Regions from separate parts of the Homo sapiens genome. Here region 1 is linked to region 2. Evidence: read pairs that join two places in POLR2A ChIA-PET (ENCODE). Cell type or tissue: PC-9. All regions are shown on one strand. Links, peaks and the distances in the headings refer to the core of each region. The heading gives the core; the rest is flanking DNA. Region 1 overlaps IGF2BP2 (insulin like growth factor 2 mRNA binding protein 2). Region 2 has its middle 36 kb from the start of IGF2BP2.

Region 1 (9,564 bases), core at 1,040-9,039, 170 kb before region 2:
CATATTTTTAGTAGCATTAACCCAATTTTACTAGGTTAATGTCTAGGACTTGTAAATTTATTACAAAGCAGCACCTTTTGAATTTAATAAAAGCAATAGAGTAATATCATGTAGAGAGGTCCACCCAAGCAGCAGCTAGATAAGGGCTGTGGAGTTGAGTTGTTGGTGTATCTCCACTTACAAATGTGTACAAGGTAAAGTTAACACTAAATGAACTATTACCTTTTTCTTTTTTTTTATTTTTTTCGAGACAGAGTTTCGCCCTTATTGACCAGGCTGGAGTGCAATGGCGCGATCTCAGCTCACTGCAACCTCTGCCTCCCAAGTTCAAGTGATTCTCTTGCCTCAGCCTCCCGAGTAGCTGGGATTACAGGCATGCGCCACCACGCCTGGCTAATTTTGTATTTTTAGTAGAGATGGGGTTTCTCCATGTTGGTCAGGCTGGTCTCGATCTCCCAGCCTCAGGTGATCTGCCCACCTCGGCCTCCCAAAGGGCTGGGATTACAGGCATGAGCCACCACGCCTGGCCTGAACCATTATCTTTTTCAATGCAAAATTAACATTTTGAAAACTAGCAGTATGAAAATGGGTTAAATATCTTTGTATGTTGAAAAAGAACACTATAATCCTGGGATATATAGCCAAGGTTATGCCACACCCATAAAGCAAGACCAAATGTGACCATAATTCTAGTTATAATGACCTGACAGGCACTTTAAGGACCTCCTACAAAAAAGGAACTTGTTTTTGTTGTTCTTTTAAAGATGGGGGTCTCATTATTTTGCCCAGGCTGGTCTCAAACTCCTGGCTTCAAGTAATCCTCACCCTCCCAAGTAGCTGGGATTATAAGCATGTGCCACCACATCCGGCTGTTGTTGTTTTGAGAGGCAGGGTCTTGCTCTGTTGCCCAGGCTGGATGGTAGTGGTGCAATCACAGCTTACTGCAGCCTTACCATCCTGGGCTCAAGTGATCCTCCTGCCTCAGCCTCCCAAGTAGCTGGAACTACAGGTGCAAGCCACCATTCCCAGCTAATTTTTAAATTGTTTTTTTGTAGAGACTGGGTCTCCCTATGTTGTCCAGGTTGGTCTCAAACTCCTGGGCTCAAGCAATCCTCCGGCCTTGCCCAAAATGCTGGGATTACAGGCATGAGCCACCATGCCTGGCCTCATTGTTTTTTAAGAGACTTGATCTCATGTCCATTAACAGCTAAGCTCAAAATTAACCATCCCTGAAGTAATGAATGGGCACTGGAAAGAGGATGGGGATTGGAGAAAAGAACCCAAACCAGGTGCTATTGAGTAACCACTCTCAGACAATTCTCTCGGCTGCTGCTCTCACTGAGGTGGATTCCCTCCTAATGTTACACACACAAAATTGATGTTTTGGTATAGGCTTGTGCTGCCTCTTCACAGTGCATGGAGGAAGCTCTAGGTAAAAGTGGTCCCAAGTGTTTGGCAAAGCAGAGTCTAGGAGACACAGTGTCACAGGTATGGTGCCCTCTATTCCCGATCATGTCAAGACACAGCTCCCATCTTGGTTTTGATGCCAAGGCTCAACATTTTTCAAGTCTCTACACAATCCACAAATATCCCGGTGTGAATGTCCTGGAGCTCCACTGACATGTCAAAGATGGCAGGAACACCCTGGAGCTCTACCAATATGTCAAAGGTGGCTCAGATGCCGTGGAGCTCCATGGGTATGTCAAAGGTGGCACATATCCAGCTCAAAGATCTGCATCTTTTTAGAAAACATTTAAAAACACAGAACTCAATGGAATTCAAATATAAAAACAAATAAATTTAAACAGAAATAAGCCCAAATCTGCTTACATTTTTGCTTCTTCTCTTGTTGCATATGTGACGTTGACAACGGCGGTTTCTGTGTCTGTGTTGACTAGGGAAAAGGCAAAAACTACACTGTCATAGGAAAAAGTGCTGTCACCCTCTGGCTTAATGTAAACAGACAAACTTTAGAGAAAAATGCATAAAACCCTCATCACACTGGCTCCACAGTTATCTGCATCTCTACGTTTATTCATCTGAGTTCACAGTAATTTGTAATCAATTGTATATAACACGTTTGTAATCAATCGTATGAACAACTCAGAACTATATTTTCCACATATTTTATAAACACTTTTATATGAGTATTTTGTATCAGTACATTTTCTTTGTATTTTTCATTTTTAATGTCTATATAAAATTGCAGTGAGTCAAATGTACCATGACTTGCCTAACCATTCCCCAATTGTTGGTAAGTAGGCTGTTCCCACTATTTGCTAGTCTAAATAGTGTTGCTAAAAATCACCTTTGTTGCAAACATCACTGGATTGTGTGTTCTTCTGAATTACTTCTTTAGGCTAAAATCACAGAAGAAAAGTAATGCAGTAAAAGAACATGATGCTTTTTAATGCATATTTTCAGACTGGTCTCCTAGAAGTTTGTATCAATTTATTACATCACTATCAAGGTATGAGTTTTAATTATAATTTGCATTAATTCTTAAATAATTGGATATACATATAAAACAATAAGAAAATATTTTAATTTAAATTATTCATTCACTGACAAGGTTGAACCATCACTATTTTTGTTTCCCTTTGACTGAACTCTTTGACTGTGTGGGTTAAATCTAATAAATAAAACTGACAATTCTAATTACTTGGCTAAAAGAGAAAGTATAAACTCTATGATTGGCTAATAAGGGATTACTCTTGTGAGTTGTCTTGTCTTAGATCATAATTTCTTGCCTCTTCTTCTATAGTTAGAAATTAAAAATAAATTCAAATGCCAGAGAAAACTTTCTCAATCCAAGCCAGTAAACTTAAACACCAAAAATATATGTTTCCCAAAACAAAGGTGACTAGATCAATTCTTCCCTTTAAAAGATTTAAGCTGTTGGGAGTTTGGAGTTAACAACAACATTAAGTTAAAGATAATTCAAGAAAATTATGATAAACCTGCTGTCCAAAGTAATAATAAAACTCTATAATATACGATTCTTTACACTGGACCCATGCTTGAGCTTCAAGAATTCTATAAACCCCTCCAAAATGATTCAAACTTGTAGAAATGTGAATTTTTCTTGTTATTTTACAAGATTTGCAAAGGGACCTGAGACCCCGAAAAGCTTAAGGACTACTGTTAAAAATACTGTTTGTTAAATAACTTTAAAGCAGCTGCAGCCTTTATGGGTTGCAGGGAGTTGTATGTAATGCTCAGAAAGAGCTGCCACTGAGAATTACATGTAATAAACCCGAGCCCAGCTCTGGCCTTGGCCTGGAGTGTTCATAGCACGCTTTAATTCACACTTAACCCACAGAAGTCCTCACAGTGCAAAACAGGGGAGGTGTAGCACATTACTGTCCTCTCTCAGTGCTGACACAGAGAATGCTAAAAAGGTTTCATATTTGCTGCTTTCTAGTGCTACAGATAAGGCTGTAGACTCCCAGAAAGGGCTGGGTTTGAACCTCCTGAATAAAGCTATCCATTAGGATTCTCAGATTCTGTGCTCACTTCTTAGTCATATGCTCTGTTCTTCAAAGATGTTAGTCTTCAGGAAATCAGGCAGTTCTTTGATTCTGTGACGAGCTAAGCTCCATTCAAATAATTTATTTCACTGGGCATGAAAGTTCTATAAAGTTGCCTAAAACTCTACTGAAAATATTTTCCTGCTGAATCAGGAATCACTCATGTAACAGGACAAAACAATAGCCCAACAGTTCTATCCTGTTGTTGTTAGGCAGCTGGAAACTGGGGGGTCTCCAGCACACAGCTGCCCTAGGACCTATAAACTGCCCCAGGGACCTGGAATATATTTTTCTTGCGTAGCATTGTCCTCAGTTTATAATATAATCTTAACTAGTAACTTTTACAGGTTCATGTCTGCAAGACCATCTTGCCTACAACACCCAATCATTAGAATGTCTTCTTTTCTGCCGGGCACGGTGGCTCACACCTGTGATCCCAGCACTCTGGGAGGCCAAGGTGGGTGGATCACTTGAGGCCGGGAGTTTGATGCCAGCCTGGCCAACACGGTGAAACCCTGTCTCTACTAAAACTACAAAAATTAGCCAGGCATGGTGGCGCTCACCTATAATCCCAGCTACTAGGGAGGCTGAGGCACAAGAATTGCTTGAACCCGGGAGGTGGAGGTTGCAGGGAGTAGAGATCATGCTCCTGCACTCCAGCCTGGGCGACAGAGTGAGACTCCGCCTCAAAAAAAAAAGCAGGGGGAGTCTTCTTTCCATGTCGAAGGAAATAAGAACTAAGAAATAGAATCCTTATAAATCATGTCTTCTTTCTGAGCTCTTTCCCTTCACCTTTGGGCATGGGCAGGCAGCAGCATAAACTGAATAATATCTGAATAATTACTGCTTTAAAACTATTAATTAAACTAGCAGAATAGATCATATACAAGAAAATGGGTTGTTTGCAATTTTTCCTAAGTGAACTTGAACAATCCCTTCAGCTTACGTATGACTCTGCTGTCTACAAATGCCTTATACAGGTTCTCTTTGGGTAACACAACTATCCAGTGACAGAGGAAGGGTAGAAATTTCTCTCTCAATTTGACACTTGTGCATACTGAGTCAGTGAGGTTATTTGACTTTTTCAAGGGTTCGCAGTCAGTAAATGACTGAATTTACATTCTGTTTTCTAGGTCAAGGCAAAAATAATCTTTATCATGTATTATTGCCTGTCACATCAGGAGTTTGGAATCTACTTTTCTGGGACTCTTAAAGAGCTAGATAAGATATCAGCTTTAGGTACCACTGTTTTCCTTTTAAAAATCATAGTATTTCATGCTTTAGAAGATAAAAAAGAGGTTGGCAGGAAGAAAAGTATCTTCTGGGCATTTGCAGCACTGCTCCTGAGACAGGTGTTCTCAAACTTGAGTGTACACAAAAATCACTTCAGGGTTTTTGTTTGTTTGTTTTGAGACAAAGTCTCACTCTGTCACCCAGGCTGGAGTTCAGTGGTGTAATCTCGGTTCACTGCAACCACCTCCCAGGCTCAAGCGATTCTCGTGCCTCAGCCTTCCAAGTAGCTGGGATTACAGGCATGCGTCACCATACCTGGCTAATTTTGTATTTTTAGTAGAGATGGGGTTTTGCCATGTTGGCCAGGCTGGTCTTGAACTCCTGGCCTCATGTGATCTGCCCACCTGGGCGTCACAAAGTGCTGGGATTACAGGTATGAGCCACCACACCTGGCCTCGGGTGCTTTTTTAAATATAGATTCACGAGCTCTTCCCTGCAAGACTCTTACTCAGCAGGTCTACAGTAAGCCCTAGGAGTCTGCAATTCACAAGCACTTCAAGGGATTATTGGTATAGGAGTCCTATTCATTGGGTAACACTCAGTCCAAGACATTAGGGATCTGTTTTTCTTATCCAGGGAAAGGAAAGTAGCAACCGTGTAAATCCAATTACTCCTAAGTGAATTAAGCTTACCCTAGCCTGACAGCGTTTGTCAGTGCTTGAGCACACTGCACAGTATATGAGAAACAGCTTGTAAATAATATTCCTCGAAAAGGCAAACTACATAGACATACATAGAAAGAGACAGATATCTCTCACATCTATGTAAGATACATCTTACATAGATGTAAATACATATACTCTAGGAAGCTTATTTCAAAGAAATATGAACTTACTATTTCTCCCTGGAGTTGACCTAACCTATAAGAAATAACAGATAATATCTCTCTCCAAAACCCAAAAGGCTTCCTCACTTATTACCTTGTTCCACATTCTCCACTGTCCCATATTGAGCCAAAAGTCCATCCAACACCTAAAAGAGAAAGCTTCCATGTCAGAATGGGAAGGCAAGATCATATGTACAAAAAATACTACAGTGATATACCCCAGCAAACAAATTAAAGGAAAAAAAAGATGGTTATAGGAATAATCTAATTAAATTGATATCTCAGGTCTTCCATAAAAACAGTTAGAACTGAACAAATATATGGGACCTACATTGGCTTATTGGCTCCCAATTAATCTGTTCACTAAGGTTACACAGCAGAATTTCAGACTCTTAGTAACTGTTAACAATCACATTCGTCATGATGGTTGGAACACACTACTCTTACAATGAGAAGCAGAATAAAGTACAAGACTCACTCCACTTTCTTGAAATATTTAACAATTCTTTTACAAGGATCTCTTCATTTTACAAGGTAATAGGATGTGTATGTTTGAAATGTTCCATAATAATCAGGTTTTTTGTTTTGTTTTGTTTTGTTTGAGATGGAGTCTCCCTCTGTCACCCATGCTGGAGTGCAGTGGCACCATCTCGGCTCACAGCAACCTCCATCTCCTGGGTTCCAGTGCAGCCACTCTCCTGCCTCAGCCTCCCGAGTAGCTGGGACTACAGATGCCTGTCACCATGCCTGGCTAATTTTTGTATTTTTAGTAGAGACGTGGTTTCACCATGTTGGTCATGCTGGTCTCAAACTCCTGACCTCAAGTGATCCTCCTGCCTTGGCCTCCGAAGTGCTGGGATTTACAGGCGTGAGCCATCACGCCCAGGCAATAATCGTGTGTTTTTTTTTTTTAAAGTAATAAAAACATTAGATAAAACATTGTTTCCTTTAAGGCACGGTGTTTTCTTTGGGTGGGGAATAAAATATGAGGCAGTTTGTTTTTAAATCACAATAAGGCCACTCCTCATATTCTTACTTTATTTTAAGGTAGAAATCTTATAAGCTTTACAACTCTGAAAACATACCTTAACTGTCACAGCAACTAATTCAAAACAAACAAAAAATTCTGCTAAAACCAACAAAGACCTTTCTACTTTTGTTGCCTTTTCATTCACTTTTTTTTCCAAATTATAATCTGGAAAGATAAAAATCTTTTTAAAAATCATGAGATACAAGGCAGGTGGATTGCTTGAACCTAAGAGTTCGAGGCCAGCCTGGACAACATAGCAAAACCTCATCTCTAAAAAAATACAAAAATTAGCCGGGCATGGTGGCATGCATCGAGTCCCAGCTACTCAGGAGGCTGGGGTGGGAAGATGAGGTAGGAAGATCCCTGGACCCGGCTGCAGTGAGCCATGATTGGGCCACTGCACTCCAGCCTGGGTGACAAAGTGAGACACTGTCTCAAACATACAAACCAACAAACCATGAGATACAAATCACAACCAGGTATATATTTTGTTTCTTGGCTTATTTGCTGGTGCTTGGTAGCATGGTACTTGAAAAGACAGAACATGAGGGATCAAAGTACACATTCTATGAAAGAAACAAATACGACCCCAAACTCATTACAGATCACATACATTAGGGTACTGAAAAGAAAGAGGCAGGACCCAGAAGCTTTGTGGGAAACACTGAGGCCCTCTAATTCCTAAATGTAAAATGGAACTAAAGAAGGGAGAAATGTCTCATCAACCCATTAAAAATTGACACTGGCTTACCTCCCACTGCAGGTGAGGAGGGATGTTTCGAATCTGAATTTTCCTGCTCCTGTAAAGATAAAACCACAGACTATAACACTTTCTCCAGGACACAAACTACAGCAAATAATAAAAACCGGCTTAAACCCGTCATTTGAATTTGTTTTCTCACTGTGTTCACCATGGCATCAACAAAAAATTCCTACTGTGAATCATGAGCATAGTTTTTTTGTTGTTTTTTTTCGAGCCAGAGTCTCGCTCTGTCGCCAAGGCTGGAGTATAGGTGGTGCGGTCTCGGCTCACTGCAACCTCTGCCTCCCAGGTTCAAGCGATTCTCCTGCCTCAGCCTCCCAAATAGCTGGGATTTTTAAGACAGAGTCCTGCTCTGTCATCCAGGCTGGAGTGCAGTGGCACGATCTTGGCTCACTGCAACCTCTGCCTCCCGGGTTCAAGCGATTCTCCTGCTTCAGCCTCCCGAATAGCTGGGATTACAGGTGCCCACCACCACACCTAATTTTTGTGGGTTTTTTGTTGTTGTTTGTTTGTTTGTTTTTTAAGAAGGGGTCTCACTCTGTCATCCAGGCTGGAGTGCAGTGGTGTGACCTTGGCGCACTGCAACCTCTGCCTCCCAGGCTCAAGTGATTCTCCTGCCTCAGCCTCCCAAGTAGCTGGGATTACAGGCATGTGCCACCACACTTGGCTAATTTTTGCATTTTTAGTAGAGATGGGAGTTCAACATGTTGGCCAGGCTGGTCTCGAACTCCTGACCTCAAGTGATCCGCCTGCCTCGGCCTCCCAAAGTTTTGGGATTACAGGCGTGAGCCACCACACTGGCCTCATGAGCATGTTTTAAGGTTTTCAATTACTTTGGAAAAAAACAAAAAACAAATGAAAAACCCAAGAAATCCCAACAAGCTAAAATAATAATAATAATAATAATTTAAATACAGACTCATCTTTTCAATTTCCTACCAAAGTAGTTAGAATTTAAGTCATCATACAGATTCTATTTATACAATTATCCCCTTCTTCCTCAAAATATATTGGCCTGCAACTGACCTGACCCCAAAGTGTACCTAGGCTCAAACAGGACAGGTGAGGTCATATAGTGGGCTTCAACAAGATCAGATTTAGTTGCCCCCTTACCTAACAAGGCAAAATGCCATTTAAAAATATTTTTATTTCTGAATAGGTACTACAGTCCTAATTCAAAAGTTAAAACACTATAAAAAGTTATACTGTGAAAAGTCTCACCACCCCCTCTTTCACCAGAAATACTTTCTACATGTTATTTGCGTATCCTTCAGATTCTTTATGCAAATAATAGCAAATGTGAATATATATTCATATTTTCACCCTTTTCTTAGAGAAGTATCTGCATATTCTACACATTCTCTGCATCTTGCTTTTTTCACCTGACAGTCATATTCTTGAGATCTTCCTCAAGGTAGAGTTAGAGAGCTTCCTCACTCTATTTCATAACTACATAGGTATCCTGAAGTATATTTAATCCATCCCCTACTAATGGACATTTGGGCCTTTTCATTCAGAGGCTTTCCCCAAGACATCCTGCTGGTCTGAAAGCTTTGAATGACTTAGATTGTTTCTTGTTTTTACTTAAGCAATTAAAATTAGACAGAAAAAAGAACAGTATAAGTTATGTAATTTTTTTTTATCTTTGAGAACATGCTGGATATCCTGGAAATAAAGCATTTAAATGTTAGAGACGTTGTTTTAATAGAAGAGCTTGACACTGAAATCCTATAAATACTCATTTTGGGGGGTTGCCAGAAAAGAGATGTGGTGTACCACCTTGCGGGGTCAGAGGTACTAAACAGTGGCTATACACAGTCACATGTTTCTCCAGGGCTTTAATCTGGGCAACAGCCCCAGAGAGAAATGTTACAACTCAAGCAGAAAGAGAAAAGGAGAGACACACACACAGAGGTACAGAGATGGAAACAAATGGGGAAATAATGAATTAAATGAGGGGCTCTAGTTTTCTCAGCTCCTTTTTATGAAATGTCACAGGGGCAACCCCACCATTCTAGCTCCCATATACTACTTCAGTCTTGTCTATCTTTTTTTAAATATTAATGTATTCGTGCCTTACTAGGGCTGCTTTAATGACTATACAGAATCACTAATTGTGTAT
Region 2 (9,564 bases), core at 1,013-9,012:
AAAAAAAAAAAAGAAAAAAGAAAAGAAAAGGAAAGAAAGAGAGGGAGAGAGAAAGAGAGAGAGAAAGAAAGAGACTTAAAGGACATTCTCTAAATATTAATATTTAATAAGAAATAGCTATGAGCAAGCATACCATGAGACATAAAATTTTATACATTTTAAAATAAATCCAAACCCTGGATATTTATTCCAAGCATATGATTCAAAACAAGAATAAACTACAGAATGTATGGCTAAGTGGCTCCTAGCAGACACAGTTCTTGCACAGATTACTGTAAAACTCCAGACAAAATACAACACAAAACTTTGAAGGCATTTTAGAATAAACAAAAGCAGGCAGATTCTGGAGAGGAGTCAACACTCAAGGAAAAAAAAAAAAAAAGGAACATCACAGGGTAAATTATCCATTTATAGAGCTTTTTTCCTGAAGTCAGACCATAGTCAGCACTGCATGTAGTGACTACAACAGACAAAACACTTGCTGAAAAACCACCAGACAAAATTCAGGGAATCCTCTGGTGCTGGTGAGGGGAAGGTAGAATCCCAGAAAGAAAAGACTCATATTGGAAGGGTAATAAATTTTGTATATAAAGTCTGTCCAAATTTCTGTTCGACCCCTGAACCACATAGGCATGAGACAGATGTGAGCTAAGAACAAGAGAATTTGAGCTGCCATCAAAGATATGGAGTTTACAGTTTAAGTTCAACTCAAATTAGTTCTCTGTTTTTAAATTACCCATGTTCTTTAGAGAATATAAAATAATTCAGAATCTCTACAAGATAGCATTGACAAGGTCTAGGATACAGTCTGAAGACTCAGGAAAATATGACATCAACAGAGACCAATGGTGAGAACACTCAAAACTTAAAATTAGTAGATAGGGATTTAACAGCTATTATAACTATGTTCAAAGAAGTAAAGGAAAATATGCTCACAATAAATGAAAAGATAGGGAACCTTAGGGGGTAAATAGGGACCATATCAAATAACCAAATAGAAATTTTAGAACTGAAATATACAATTTCTGAAATTAAAATCTCACTGGATGATTTTAACAGGAGAATATAGATGACAGAGGAACAACCCAGGAAGCTTGAAAAAATCCAATCTGAATAACAAATGAAAAATATTGAAAAAATAAACAGAGCCCCAGAGACTTGTGGGACAATATAAAATGTCCAATATATCTATTATCAAAGGAAAGACAGAATGAAGCAAAGAGAAAATTTTAGAAAACAGCCAATTTTTTTTTATTTAGTGAAAATTATAAATTTACAGATTAAAGAAAGTCAGTGAAATCCAAGCCAGAAACTCTAAAGAAAATTATGCTTAGAAGCAGCACAGTCAAAATTCTGAAAAAAGATAAAGGGAAAATCATGAAAACATTACATACAGGGGAACAATGATTTAAGTGACTAATTACTTTTAGTAGAAATTTTATGGAGACAGTAAAACAATATGTTTTAAATTCTGAAAAATAAATCATCAACCCAGAATTACATATTCAGCAAAAAATATATTTCAACAATAAAAGTGAAAGAATTACCTTTTCAGATTAAAAAAAAAAAAAGCTAAGGTAATTTGTTTATTAACAAGACTATACTATAAGAAACACTACACTTTGAGAGGCCGAGGCAGGCAGATCACGAAATCAGAAGTTCGAGACCAGCCTGACCAACATGGTGAAACCCTGTCTGTACTCAAAATACAAAAATTGCCTGGGTGTGGTGGCTCATGTCTGTAATCCCAGCTACTCAGGACCTGGGACAAGTTCACTTGAACCCGGGAGGTGGAGGTTGCAGTGAGCTGCGATCGCACCACTGCACTCTAGCCTGGGTGACACAGCGAGACTCTGTCTCAAAAAGAAAAAGAAACACTAAAGGGGCCCATCCCAGTAATCTCAACACTTTGGGAGGCTGAGGCAGGTGGATTGCTTGAACCCAGGAGTTCGAGACCAGCCTGGGCAAAATGGTGAAACCTCATCTCTACAAAAAAATACAAAAAATTAGTCAGGTGTGGTGGCATGCTCCTCATGTAGTCCCAGTTACTTAGGAAGCTGAGGTGGGAGAATCACTCCAGCCCAGGAAGTTGAGGCTGCAGTGAGCCATGATCATGCCACTGCAGTCCAGCCTGGGTGGCAGAGTGAGAATCTGTCTTTTTTTTTTTTTTGAAACAGGGTATCATTCTGTGGTCCAGGCTGGAGTTCAGTGGTGCAATCTCAGCTAGCTGCAACCTCCACCTCCCAGGTTCAAGTGAGTCTCCTGGCTCAGCCTCCTGGGTAGCTGGAATTATGGCACCCACCACCACACCTGGATAATTTTTTGTATTTTTTAGTAGAGACGGGGTTTCACCATGTTAGCCAGGCTGGTCTTGAACTCCTGGCCTCAAGTGACCCACCCACCTCAGCCTCCCAAAGTGCTGGGATTACAGGCATGAGCCACAACACCCAGCCTGAGTCTCTCTTAAAAAAAATACTAAAGGAAATTCTGCAGGCTGAAGGCAATTGATGCTAAAATGAAGATAATTTTCAGGAAGAAATGGAGAACATAAAAAATGGCAAATATGTGGGTAAATATAAAATACTTTTTCCTCTTAATTTATTTAAAAAGGACTGTTTAAAGTAAAAATTGTAAGAGGTCCTTGTAGGATTTCTAATGTATATGGAAGTAATATATATGACAAGTGTTGCATAAAGGAATGGTGGGGGTGGGCAGACTAATGAGGTTTCAAGGTTCTGCCATTTATTTATTTATTTAGACAGGACCTTGCTCTGTTGCCCAGGCTGGAATGCAGTAATGCGATCTTATCTCACTTCAGCCTTGAACTCCTGGCCTCAAGCCATCCTCCTGCTCAGCCTCTTGATGAGCTGGGATTACAGGTGTGTCCCACCATGCTCAACTCTACCTTTTATATAACATGATACAATATATGGCCAGGTGCGGTAGCTCACGACTGTAATCCCGGCACTTTGGGAGGCCGAGGTGGGCAGATCACCTGAGGTCAGGAATTTGAGACCAGCCTGGCCAACATGGTGAAACCCCATCTCTACTAAAAATACAAAAATCAGCCGGGTGTGATGGTGTGCTCCTGTAGTCCCAGCTACTCAAGAGGTGGAGGCAGGAGAACCACTCCATCTGGGAGGCAGATTGCAGTGAGCTGAGATCACGCCACTGCACTCCAGCCTGGGTAACAGAGCAAGACTCTGTCTCAAAATAATAATAATAAAATAAAATGATACAATATAAATTCTAAATTAGGCTGTGAAAATTTAAACACGCATACTGTGATCCCTAGAACAAGCACTAAATGATGCAGGAAATATAGTGAAAAAGTCAATATATAAAATATTCAAATAATCCAAAAGATAGAAAAGGATGGAAAAAAACACCAAACTGAAGTAATTAACAGAAAGCAGTGGTTTTCCTTTGGCTCCAGGACAAAAATCCATGAGGCCTCCATGGCCTGACTTGGCCAACTTTGCCAGCCTCATCTCTCTAGTCCACTAAGCTTTCTTCATATTAAGCTTTCTCTTCTTCTCTCCACTATCTCCTGTCATCTCCTGCCAGAGAAACTTTCCAGAGTCCTTTCACCTGTCTAATTCCTTCCTCATTCTCCAGGTCTTAACTTAGGTGACACTTTCTTCAGGACGCCTTCCTGGGCCAGCTTCTTCCTCCTGTGTGGTGTATTGCACCCCAAACATCCTCCTTTACTTCACTCATCTGACCACTCTGAAATTTCTGGTTCAGTGCCTCTGTTTCCCTAGACTGAGCTTTAGGAAGGCAGGGATATGGCCTATTTTGCTGAGCATTCTATGCTGTGGCTTGGCATAGAGCTCAGCACATAGTAAATACTCAGTAAACATTTGTCAAGTGGCTAAAAAGTGACTAAGTGAATGAGTAGAGAAGGAAGATATTGATTAGTCCACCTCGGGAAGAATCCCTATACTGGAATGTTGAAAGTTGCCACAAAATATAGTAGTGAGAGAAGCTGAAGGAAGTGAGGAAAACCTGTCATAAAAGTGGCTAAGGGGGCCGGGCAAGGTGGCTCACGCCTGTAATCCCAGCACTTTGGGAGGCCAAGGTGGGTGTATCACCTGAGGTCAGGAGTTCAAGACCATCCTGGCCAACATGCTAAAACCCCATCTCTACTAAAAATTCAAAAATTAGCCAGGCATGGTGGTGGTGGATGCCTGTAATCCCAGCTACTCAAGAGGCTAAGGCAGGAGAATCATTTTAACCTAGGAGGTGGAGGTTGCAGTGAGCCGAGATCATGCCACTGTACTCCAGCCTGAGTGACGGAGCAAAACTCCATTAAAAAAAACAAAAAAAAAAACAAAAAAACAAAACAAAAAATACACACCTACAACCAACTAATCTTGGACAAAGTCAACAAAAATAAGCAATGGAGAAAGGACTCCTTATTCAATAAATAGTGCTGAGAAAACTGGCTGAGCATATGCAGAAGAGTAAAATTGGACTTTTTCCTCTTACCATATACAAAAATTAATTCAAGATGGGTTAAAGATTTAAATGTGAGACCTCAAACTATAAAAATCCTAGAAGAAAACCTAGAAAATACCCTTTTGGACATTGGCCTAAGCAAATAATTTAAGGCTAAGTCCTCAAAAGCAATTGCAATAAAAATAAAAATTGACAAGTGGGATCTAATTAAACTAATGAGATTCTGCACAGCAAAAAACCCATCAACAGAGTAAAACAGACAACCTACAAAATGGGAGGGAATATTTGCTAACTATGCATTCAACAAAAGTCTGATATGCAGAATCTATAAGGAACTTAACAAGCAAAAAAAAAAAAAAAAACTCATTAAAAAGTGGGCAAATGGCCAGGTGTGGTGGCTCATGCCTGTAATCCCAGCACTTTGGGAGGTCGAGGTGGGCAGATCACTTGAGGTCAGGAGTTCAAGACCAGCCTGACCAACATGGTGAAACCCCATCCCTACTAAAAATACAAAAAATAGCCAGGTATGATGATGGGCGCCTGTAATCTCAGCTACTTTGGAGGCTGAGACAGGAGAATCATTTGAACCCAGGAGGTGGAGGTTGCAGTGAGCCGAGATCATGCCACTGCCCTCCAGCTTGGGTGACAGATCGAGACTTTGTCTCAAAAAATAAAAAATAAATTAAAAAGTGGGCAAAGGACATGAACAGACACTCAAAAGGAGGCATACAGCCCGGGCATGGTGGCCCACACTGGTAATTTTGGCACTCTGAGAGACCATGGCAGGAGGATTGCTTGAGCTCAGGAGTTGGAGACCAGCCTGGGCAACGTGGCAAAACCCTGTAAAAATACAAATAATTAGCTAGTGGTTGTGGCACACCCCTGTAGTCCCAGCTACTAGGTAGGCTGAGATGAGAGAATCACCTGAGCAACAACAACTACAACAAAAAGAAGACATACAAGTGGACAACAAACATATTTAAAAATGTTCAGGCCAGGCATGGTGGCTCACACCTGTAATCTCAGAGCTTTGGGAGGCCAAGGCTGGAGGATCATTTGAGGTTAGGAGTTTGAGACCAGCCTGACCAATATGGTGAAATCCCATCTCTACTAAAATACAAAAATTAACCGGATGAGGTGGCAGGTACCTGTAATCTCAGCTACTCGGGAGGCTGAGGCAGGGGAACCACTTGAACCCAAGAGGCAGAGGTTGCAGTGAGCCAAGATCATGCCACTGCACTCCAGCATGGGCAGCAGAGCGAGACTCTCTCTCTCAAAAATAAAAACAAAAAATAAAAATGTTTAAAATCACTAATAATCAGAGAAACACAAATCAAAATCACAACAAGATACCATCTCACACCAGTCAGAAGGGCTATTATTAAAAAGTCAGAAAACAACAGATGTTGGTGAGGCTGCAGAGAAAAGGGAATGCTTATACATTGTTGTTGGGAATGTAAATTAATTCAGCCACTGCGGAAAACAGTTTGGAGATTTTCAAAGAACTAAAACAGAACTACCATTTAACCCAGCAATTCCATTACTGGGTATATACACAAAGGAAAATAAATCGTCCAGGCTGGGCGTGGTGGCTCATGCCTGTAATCCCAGCACTTTGGGAGGCCAAGGTGGGCAGATCACCTGAGGTCAGGAATTTGAGACCAGCCTGGCCAACATGGTGAAACCCTGTCTCTACTAAAAATATAAAATTAGCCGGGCTCGGTGGTGGGCACCTGCAGTCCCAGCTACTTGGGAGGCTGAGGCAGGAGAATCCCTTGAACCCAGGAGACAGAGGTTGCAGTGAGCCGAGATCACACCATTGCACTCCAGCCTGGGCAAAAAGAGCAAAACTCCATCTCAACAAATAAGTAAATAAATCGTCCTATGAAAAAACACATGCACTTGTATGTTTATTGCAGCATGTTCACTATAGCAGAGACATGGAATCAACCTAGGTGCCCATCAACAGTGGATTGGATTTATTTTTATTTATTTTTTTTTTTTTTGAGATGGAGTTTTGCTCTTGTAGCCCAGTCTGGAGTGCAGTGGCGCGATCTCGGCTCACTGCAACCTCTGCCTCCTGGGTTCAAGCGATTCTTCTGCCTCAGCCTCCTAAGTAGCTGGGATTACAGACACATGCCACCGTGCCCTGCTAATTTTTGTATTTTTAGTAAGGATGGGGTTTCACCATGTTGGCCAGGCTGGTCTCGAACTCCTAACCTCAGGTGATCCACCTGCCTCGGCCTCCCAAAGTGCTGGGATTACAGGCTTGAGTCAACATGCCTGGGCCCAGTGGATTGGATTTTTTTTTAAATGTGGTACATACACACCATGGAATACTATGCAGCCATAAAATAGAATGAAATCATGTCCTTTGCAGCAACATGGATGCAGGTGGAGGCCATTATCCTAAGCAAATTAACAAAGAGAAAACCAAATATCACATTTTCTCGCTTATAAGTGGGAGCTAAACCTTAAGTACACACAGACATAAAGATGGAAACAATAGGTACTGGGGACTCCAAAAGCAGGGAGGGAAGAAGGGAGATAATGGCTGAAAAACTTGCTTTTGGGTACTATTGGGCACCATGTTCACCATCTGGGTAACAGGGGCAATAGAAGCCCAAACCTTAGCATGATGCAATATACCCTTGTAGCAAACCAGCACGTGTACCTTCTTAATTTAAAATAAAAAATAAGAATCTAACGCAAAGTTCTGAGTTAAAGTATCTGTCGATTTGAAAATGCTTACCTAGCTAAAATCTTTTCAAGATTGAGGATAAAATGTGAACAAATTTATACAAGTAATATAAACTAAGTTTACTTCAATTATTTACATCTTTAAGAAATCTAGTAATATTTTAAATAAAATGCGGTTTCATATTTTTATAAAACACATATTATATACCTTAAATATGTACAATTTTTATTTATAAATTATACCTCAATAAAACTAGGGGAAAAGAGCCTTAATAAAAAAAGAAAAGAATGCCAAGGTATATCATTGAATGGAAAAGCATAGAACAGTGTGGAAACTATGCTGCCATTTGTGTGATATATGGGCACAGTCTGCTTGAAAGACATACAAGAAAATGTGTAACAGTGGGTTTCATGGTGGCAGGAACATCTTTTTAATTGATATAATATTCAAGTACTGCTCATTTAAAATAAAGAAAATTGGCCAGGCGCGGTGGCTCACACTTGTAATCCTAGCACTTTGGGAGGCCAAGGCAGGCAGATCACTTGATGTCTGGAGTTCGAGGCTAGCCTGGCCAACGTGGTAAAACCCCCATCTCTACTAAAAATACAAAAATTAGCTGGGCGTGGTGATGGGTGCCTGTAATCCCAGCTACTCGGGAGGCTGAGGCAGGAGAATTGCTTGAACCCAGGAAGTGGAGGTTGCAGTGAGCCAAGATTGCACGATGGCCCTCCAGGCTGGGAGACAGAGTGAGACTCCGTCTCAAAAAAATAAAATAAAATAAAGAAAATTAAAGACAAAAAGAATAAGTTATAGACATAAAGACCTGGCCAGGTGTGGTGGCTCACACTTGTAGTCCCAGAAGTTTGGGAGGCCGAGGCAGGTGGATCACTTGAGGTCAGGAGTTCGAGAACAGCTTGGCCAACATGGTGAAACCCCATCTCTACTAAAAATACAAAAATTAGCAAGACATGGTAGCACACCCCTATAGTCCCAGCTACTCAGGTGGCTGAGGCAAGAGAATCACTTGAACCTGGGAAGTAGAGGTTGCAGTGAGCTGAGATCACTGCACTCCAGCCTAAGCAACAGAGAGAGACTCCATCCCAAAAAATAAATAGGCCAGGTGCAGTGGCTCATGCCTATAATCTCAGTATTTTGGGAGGCCGAGGCGGGTGGATCACCTGAGGTCAGTAGTTCAAGACCAGCCTGGTCAACACGGTGAAATCCTGTCTCTACTAAAAATACAAAAAATTAGCTGGGCATAGTGGTGCGTGCTTGTAATCCCAGCTACTCGGGAAGCTGAGGCAGAAGAATCGCTTGAACCCGGGAGTCGGAGGTTGTGGTGAGCCAAGATTGTGCCACTGCACTCCAGTGTGGGCAACAGAGCGAGACTTTGCCTCAAAAATAAATAAATAAATAAATAAATAAATACAGACGTTATGTGCACCAGCATAGACAACAAAGTGAGACCCCATCTGTATAAAATATTTAAAAATTAGCCATGTGCAGCCGGGCGCAATGGCTCACACCTGTAATTCCAGCACTTTGGGAGGCTGAGGCGGGCAGATAACAAGGTCAGGAGTTCGAGACCAGCCTGGCCAACATGGTGAAACCCTGTCTGTACTAAAATACAAAAACTAGCCAGGCATGGTGGTGCATGCCTGTAGTCCCAGCTGCTCAGGAAGCTGAGGCAGAAGAATCGCTTAAACCCGGGAGGCTGAGGTTGCAGTGAGCCGAGATTGCACCACTGTACCCCAGCCTGGGGGACAGAGCAAGACTCTGTCTCAAAAAAAAAAAGAAAAAAAAAATTAGCCAGGTGCAGTGGTGCTCACCTGTAGTTCCAGCTACTGAGGAGGCTGAGACGGCAGGATCACTTGAGGCCAGGAGTTCAAGGTTGTAGTGAGCTATGATGCTATGATTGCCCCACTGCATTCCAGCCTGGGCAACAGACCAAGACCCTGTCTCATAAAAAAAAAAAAACAAAAAACAAACTTTATGTGCAGTTCTAGCCATAATTGGAAAAAACTGTAAAAAACAACCTACCTGTCTATAATAGGGTTCTCAAGAGAAACAAACAGGAAATCAGAATATATATGCATATATACATATATATTCTCTATATATACATATATAGATATATATAGAGAGAGGGAGAGAGAGATTTAATAAAAGGAATTGGGTCACATGATTATGGAGGCTGACAATTTCTAAGACCTGCTGTGGGTTAGCAAGCTGGAGACCCAGGAGAGCTGATGATGTAGTTTGAATTTGAAAGCTGGCAGACTCAAGACCCAGGAAGAGCTCGTGTCTTGGTTTGAGCCAGAAGGCAGGAAAATGCCAGTGTTCCAGTTGGAAGGCAGTCAGGCAGGAGAGATTCTGTCTTACTCAGGGGAGGGTTAGGCTAT

Evidence for each region. ChIA-PET counts read pairs that join two places held together with the same protein. Peaks named below come from ENCODE experiments on the same cell type or tissue, not always from the same donor. Only the 100,000 strongest peaks of a DNase experiment are listed, where the experiment ranks them.
Region 1: POLR2A ChIA-PET joins it to region 2 with 7 read pairs; 5 of 35 experiments call an interaction of 5 or more read pairs at or near these places.

The regions. Positions count from the first base shown.
Region 1 is chr3:185,690,869-185,700,432 of GRCh38, forward strand. IGF2BP2 (insulin like growth factor 2 mRNA binding protein 2) reads right to left here. Exons shown (of 16, transcript NM_006548.6): 3 at 7,431-7,479; 4 at 5,744-5,795; 5 at 1,831-1,894. Among named protein-coding and RNA genes, the nearest start is that of IGF2BP2-AS1, 18 kb to the right of the region's middle. In PC-9, for the core only: no CTCF peak of the experiment used is centred there; no DNase peak of the experiment used is centred there; H3K27ac peaks cover 648 bases.
Region 2 is chr3:185,855,907-185,865,470 of GRCh38, forward strand. No RefSeq gene overlaps it. Among named protein-coding and RNA genes, the nearest start is that of IGF2BP2, 36 kb to the left of the region's middle. In PC-9, for the core only: no CTCF peak of the experiment used is centred there; a DNase peak (open chromatin) is centred at 2,805.